2 separate regions of the Homo sapiens genome follow, and region 1 is linked to region 2. A link is a contact called in ENCODE Hi-C or POLR2A ChIA-PET data. All regions are on one chromosome and are shown on one strand. The core of a region is the stretch at or near the end of the contact, and the rest is flanking DNA. Distances in the headings are between cores, read along the strand shown.

The links. Hi-C counts contacts between places; a loop is a spot of excess contacts on that map. ChIA-PET counts read pairs that join two places held with the same protein, here RNA polymerase II (POLR2A). Pooled maps may share reads with other maps.
Region 1: a loop to region 2 is called in a pooled map, with 3 times the contacts of the local background. The contact joins the enhancer-like site here to the promoter of CD59 in region 2. A Hi-C loop is called at or near these places in 2 of 50 pooled maps. POLR2A ChIA-PET finds 5 or more read pairs at or near these places in 3 of 52 experiments (A673, AG04449 and activated CD4-positive, alpha-beta T cell).

The regions. Positions count from the first base shown.
Region 1 is chr11:33,920,103-33,923,289 of GRCh38, forward strand. No RefSeq gene overlaps it. Among named protein-coding and RNA genes, the nearest start is that of LMO2, 30 kb to the left of the region's middle. Within about 2 kb of position 1,354, at least 3 of the 41 ENCODE cell types and tissues checked have a DNase peak (open chromatin) inside an H3K27ac peak, as active enhancers do.
Region 2 is chr11:33,734,938-33,738,586 of GRCh38, forward strand. CD59 (CD59 molecule (CD59 blood group)) reads right to left here and starts at 1,486. Exons shown (of 4, transcript NM_000611.6): 1 at 1,445-1,486. RefSeq lists a silencer at 1,135-1,604.

The DNA.
Region 1 (3,187 bases), core at 104-2,603, 190 kb after region 2:
ATGGAATCTTTGCACATGTGCATGATTATTGTATGTAGCACTTCAAATTATTACCTTGTATTATAGATATTTATGTTCCTATCTCACCCGTCTTATTGATCTGTAAGTTCCTTGAGGACAGGGTATTTTTGTTTGTTTGTTTGTTTAATATTTTATCTTCTTATCCCACATAACACCTATCTAAGTTCCTGGCACAAAATATAGGTTTAAAAACATTTTTTTAAAAAAATGAATGAGCACATAAATGTGGGAATGTGTGACCTTGAGCAATTGATTTTACTTAGCCAAGACTCGGCATTCTTAATTTCAAAAGAAGGTACAAATTCCTACTACAGGTGCTTTTGAGAAAACTCAGTAACCTGTTATTGAAAGATCCATGAAAACTATACAAAATAAAGGTTTATCGTGAAGGAGGACAGGAGAGCCGAGTGATGAGAAGGTCTCGAGATTGGGAACACGCGGGTCTTCACAAGGGACAGCAGGAATGTCGTGGAGCTGGGGTAGAGTCATTGAGTGGAAGAGGAGCAGCATGAGGTTGGAGAGGGGTCTTGCAGGTGATGGTGAAGATTTTTCTTTTTGAAACAGGGTCTCACTCTATCACCCAGGCTGGAGTGCAGTGGTGTGATCTTGGCTCACTGCAGCCTCAACCTTCCAAGCTTAAGTGATCCTCCCACCTCAGCCTCCAGAGTAGCTGGGACTATAGGCACATACCAATATTCCCAGCTAATTTTTGTATTTCTTGTAGAGATGGGGTTTCACCATGTTGCCCAGGGTGGTCTTGAACTCCTGAGCTCAAGCAATCTGCCTGCCTCGGCCTCCCAAAGTGCTGGGATGACAGGCGTGAGCTACCGTGCTCAGCCTATGGTGAAGATTTCTAAATGTGATTTGTGTCTCAAAATGCATGGCCCTCACAATGTTATGAGAGGGTTACATGACAGTGCTTACCACAGTGCCTGCCATAAGATAAGCATTTAATACATGGTAATTGTCATTATTGTTGTTGTTTTTACTGACAGGGTGGTATAGTTGGAAGAGAATGGAACCAGAAGTCAGAAAAATAGGGTTCCACTCTTGGTGCTGGAAGTTTCCAATCTCACTAGCCAAGTGAAGATGTGGAAAACACAAGCCCAAGGAAGTGACTGCCAAACTTATGAAAGCCTCAGAACCGTTTGCTCAAATGGAATATTTCATGAGAAGTCAAACATGTCAAATGGATGCAAGTGGCGTGACTGTGGTAGGGGAGTGGGTGGGAGTCTTGAACACCATTGCTGCCGCTCAGCTGTCTCTTCCTTTCCACAGTGGCCCCTCAGGGGGCTTCTCAAGGCACTATTTAAAAACCGCTAGACATATGCTGAAGGCCATTAGTCATTAGGGAAATGCAAATCAAAACCACAATGATGCAGAGCACAGACGATTTTTAAGGCAGTGAAACTATTCTGTATGATACTACAATGATGGATACAAGTTATTGTATATTTGTCAAAACTCACAGAATATCCCACACCAAGACTGAACCTGAATGTAAACTATAGGCTTTGGTTGATTATGCTGTGTCAATGTAGGTTCATCAAGTGCAACAAATGTACCACTTTTGGTGCATATGTCAACAGTGGAGAGGTTGTGCATGTGTGGGGACGGGGTATTTGGGAACTCTCTGTACTTTCCACACAATTTTTATGTAAAACTAAAACTGCTCTAAAAAAATTAAGTTTACCAATTAAAAAAAGCACAATATGTTCTCTCACTCATAAGTGGGTGTTGAACAATGAGAACACATGGACACAGGGAGGGGAACATCACACACGGGGGCCTGGCGGGGCGTGGGGGGCAAGGGAAGGGAGAGCATTAGGAGAAATACCTAATGTAGATGATGGGTTGATGGGTGCAGCAAACCACCATGGCACGTGTATACCTATGTAACAAACCTGCACGTTCTGCAATGTATCCCAGAACTTAAAGTATAAAATAAAATAAAATAAAAAACTTAAAAAAGCATTAAAAAAACACACAATAAGATACCAATTCATACTCACTAGGGTAGCTATAATTAACACTTAAAAAAACAAAACAAGAAATAGAAACCAAAGAGTTAGCAAAGATGTGATGAAATTGGTTGAACCCCCCATGCATTGCTGGTGGAAATGTAAAATGGTTCAGTCACTCAGGAAAACAGATTGGCCTGGCCAGTCCTCAAACAGTTAAACATAGAATTAACATATGACCCACTCAGTCTACTAGCAGGTATATGCCCCAAAGAAGTTAAAACAGGTATTCAAACAAAACTTGTACACCAGTGTTCATAGCATCACTATTCACAATAGCCCAAAGGTAGAAACAATCTGAATGTCCATCCACAGATGAATAAACAAAATGTGGTATGTCCGTAAAATGAAATATTATTCCTCAATAAAAAGGAATAAAGTACTGATAGGTGCCACGGCATGGATGAACCTTGAAAACATTATGCTAAGTCTCACAAGCCAGAGACAAAATGTCACATACCGCATGATTCCATTTATATGAAATATCTAGAACAGGCAAATCCACAGAGACAGAAAGCAGATTAATGGTTAGCAAGAGCTAGAGGAATGAACAGACAAGGTGTAAATGTGGCATAAACAGGGGTGGGTACTGATGGTGCCATAATGGAAGGCCCTGGAAATTCACCAGACTCCATCACTGGGAGTAACGAAGACAATTATATCGCTGGAGGATTAAGTTGTGAGCTATTTCTAGTCAAATCCAAAGGGTTGGGCTCTTTGTTGCCAACAAAGGTTAAAACAAGACACCATCCAGGGATCCAAGGGATAGGGAAGGACCGGTTGAGAACTCTAGACCTGTGCTGTCTAATACGGTGGTCACTAGCCACATGTAGCCATGAAGCACTTAAGATGTGGCTAGTCTGAATTGAGATATGCTATAGTGTAAAATACACATCAGACTTTGGAGACCGAATATGAAAAAAAGAATGCAAAATAGCTCATTTACCATTTTATATTGATTGTGTACTGAAATAATATTTTAGATGTATCGAGTCAAATAAATATATGGTTAAAACTAATCCTGCCTGTTTCTTTTTACTTTTTTACTTGGCTACTAGAAGTTTTTATATTGCATGTGTAACTCACATTATATTTCTGTTGGACAGCATTGCTTACTGAATCATTGCTCCTCCAGGGCAGAGGTG
Region 2 (3,649 bases), core at 236-2,735:
GGCTTTTATCTCCTAAGCCACTCAGCTAATGGGATGTTTTTCTTACAGCTAAGTTCAGCAAACAGTTTCTAGTTTCCACTGTGAAAATACAGAGGCCACAAGTTTTAGGACTGTTTGGCTTGTAGGGGAGGCAGCCTCCCTTTCTGCCTCTCCTTCATAAACTGCCACGTAAATAGCCACATTTTGGCAAACGTTGCCATCTCCCTCAACATTCGGGGCTCTGTGCCTTCTTCAGGGAACTGGGAGTAAACCGCCAGGAGTGGAGAACTTGAACAACTGCTCAGGGATCGCAGGGTACCTGAAATAATTAGCAGCCGCCGCGTTTGTGCTGAGCGCTTTCCGTCAATCATCTCAACCACCCTGTGAAGTGAAGCCTATTGTTTTACCCATCAAGTGCTGTTAAATACTTCCAGAAATGACCAGTGAAGAGCCTGGGTATCACTAAACGGCCATAAAAGGCACACTGCTTAATGTTGGTTTTTTTTGTTTGTTCTTTGTGGGTTTTGTTCGTTTTTGAGGCGGAGTCTCGCTCTTATTGCCCAGGCAGTAGGGCAATGGCGCGATCTCGGCTCACCGCTACCTCAGCCTCCCGGGTTAATGTTGTTTTTTGAAAAGTCAGCAGTCAGACTCTAAGAAGGGTGCGGCCCGAGCCGACCCAAGAAAACAAAACATCACGTTGTACTTAAAACGTCCGTTTCGGCCGGGCGCGGTGGCTCACACCTGTAATCCCAACACTTTGGGAGGCGGAGGCGGGCGGATCACGAGGTCAGGAATTCAAGATCAGCCTGACCAACATGGGAAAACCCCGTTTCTACTAAAAATACAAAATTTAGCCAGGCATGGTGGCGCATGCCTGTAATCCCAGCTACTCAGGAGGCTGTGGCAGGAGAATCGCTTGAACCCGGTACACGGAGGTTGCGGTGAACCCAGATCGCGCCACTGCACTCCAGCCTGGGCAACAGCGAAACTCCATCTCAAAAAAAAAAAAAAGTCCGTTTCGCCCGACACCTGCTTTTCAAAATTACACATTTAGACCGCGAGGGGAGAGAGGAACTGCCGTGACCACGGAGGGCTGGCCTTTCCCCCGGCGCAGTTTCTCTGGACCGCTAGAGCTTCCCTTGAGACGAAAGCGATGGCAGGGGCCCGGGTGCGAGGCTGCCCCCGAGGGAATGGGGGGCGCGACGGGGGTAACGGGGCTGCTTCTGGGAGAGGGCGCGCTCCCCGTTTCTCCTTCCTCGTAGATAAAATGAAGCCAGCGTTCGGCTAGGACACCGGGCCGCGGTGACGGGTTGGAAGGGCCAGGCCTCGGGAGGCTCGCCCGGCAGGGGTCGAGTGGAAAGCGAGGACGGGGGTAGCCCCCACAGACCCTCCGCCCGGGCCCAGACTGCCGCCGCCACCTCGGCTCGGCTCACCCAAACCCCAGCAGGCCTTCGGGCCTTCTTACCTGGCGGCGCCCAAGATCCTCTTCCAGCCTCGAGCCGCTTCTGCGCTCAGCCCCCGCATTCTTTCGCTCCAGCCCGCAAGGCTCCGCCCCCCGGCCCCGCCCCTCAGGATGCCCTTGCCCTCCCAGGCTCCCGGCTCCCGCACCGCGCAGCCGCACCTCGGCAGGAACCTCCTCCTCTCCCTCCACCCCCGCGCGGAGCTCAGCCTCCTGGCCCAGGTTCTGAGAAGGCCGGGTGGCCAGGACCCAATGAGCACCTTCAAAACCCCAGGGAACTGAAAGTTTGGGGCGTCCTCCTCGGATTTGCTATGGGACATAAAAACAGTAGGAAACTTCCAAAGACTTCTGATTTTCCCTTTTACTTTTTTTTTAAGTATATTAAAATGTTTTTCAAAACGTTTCTGTGCGTCTTGCTGGTGCCCTGGGTGCCCCAGGGCCTGGCTATCGGGCTATGCGGCCCTGCTGCAGTCTGAAGCTGCTTCCTACTGCGAGGCTTGGGCAGCATCCAAATAGCCATCAGCCACAGCCGCATCCGTATCCGTGCCTTGTGACTTGTTTGAGACCCAAACAAAATGTTATGCGTTTAAAAGCTTACTGGGCTGCTCGGGGACCAGTGTTTTGAATGAACCTCTTCGAGTGTCTCTATCAACTTAGCTGGTAGCTACTGTTCCCCAGCAGCCACCAGAGGCAGGGACAGAAGAGCAAGACCAGGGGATCCGCCTGCATGAGTCTGTCCCTTCAGGGTGGCCTCGCCTCAGGGACTGGATTGTAGGCATGGTTTCAATAACACAGCGGTGTGAAAGTTTAAGAGTTTTTAGTACTTACGGACCCTGGGTGGTACACAGCTTGCCTAGAGGACACACACACACACACACACACACACACACACACACACACGGAGATCAGGGAGAACAGGGAGAGGGAAGGGAGGAACGGACCTTTGGGCCAGCAACTTTATCCAGTTAGGTTTCCTCTGGAGAGCTCTAACTGGTGGATTTAAAAGCAAGCAGGTGAAAAGGCAGAGGTGGGAGGAACTTGAACCAGAGTTTGAAGCTGCAGTAGTGCCCTGTTATCACATCACTGCATGTTTATCTCTGGCCACCAGCTAGAGCCATTTGCGTGGGGTATAGTACTGGAAACTGTCAATGGTGACTGAGACTTGCTTCTGTTATTAAAAGTTAAACATATTCAAAAATGGATGCTGAGGTAACAAAAAATTATAAGCACTCACCAGAACCGCAACCACCATTTGGAACATTAGTTTTATGTGCAGATGTAATTAGAAGTTTCCATTTGCTATTATATTTGGAAAGTGTCCCACTCACTGCAGAACTGACTGTAAGAACGCCATAGGAGGGAGGGTGGGGCTACAGGCCAAAAGTACAAGTCTTCCTCCAAGAGGATGGCCTCTGTTAGAAAGCATGAGACACACTTTGAGGGTCAGGGTGAGAAGATATTACATCTCAGGGCTGCTTGTGTTGAACTGGTCAGGGAAGAAGGCATGAGATAAAATTTAAGCAGGGGGAATCATAGATTACTGAATGTCTTGCAGGGAAAATCATATAGTAACTGTCTTGACGCTTCTACTGTTATTCTGATGGCTTTGGGATGTCAGGGAATGAGTTCCATTTGGTGGTGCTCAAATCCTGGTATTCCTCTATACAAGTGGGAGTTTTTTAAATCAGGATGACTTGCTTTGATATTTAAAGCATGTCTCCTTAAAACAGCTAATACTGTATATTTCCCAAGATGGATTCCAAAGCTCTTTTGTGTACATACCTTACACACATCCTGTTAGCTATTCCTTCCTTGACACGCTTGGCTTCTGAGATGCCACTCTCTCCTAGTTTGGTTCCCTAGAATGGTTTCTTGACCATTCGGTCTTGAGATTCTTTTCCTTTACCCACTAATAATTTGGTGTCCCAGGATTAGACTGAGAACCATGGCTGTGTGTGCTCCCTGGGAGACTATAGTGTATCTACTCTTTTACCTTGGGATGTATGTTTGCAGATGATTCAAAAGTCTGTCTCCATCCCTGACCACTCCCCCTATCTTCATATTCATATCCAGCTGACTGCTGGACATCTCCACTTATATGTTCCACAGACATCTTGAACTTAATGTGCACAAATCTGAATTCATCTTTAAAGAGTGACTGCTTTTCCTGAATTTTTTTCATAAATGAAGACAGAAACCTAGGAATCAACG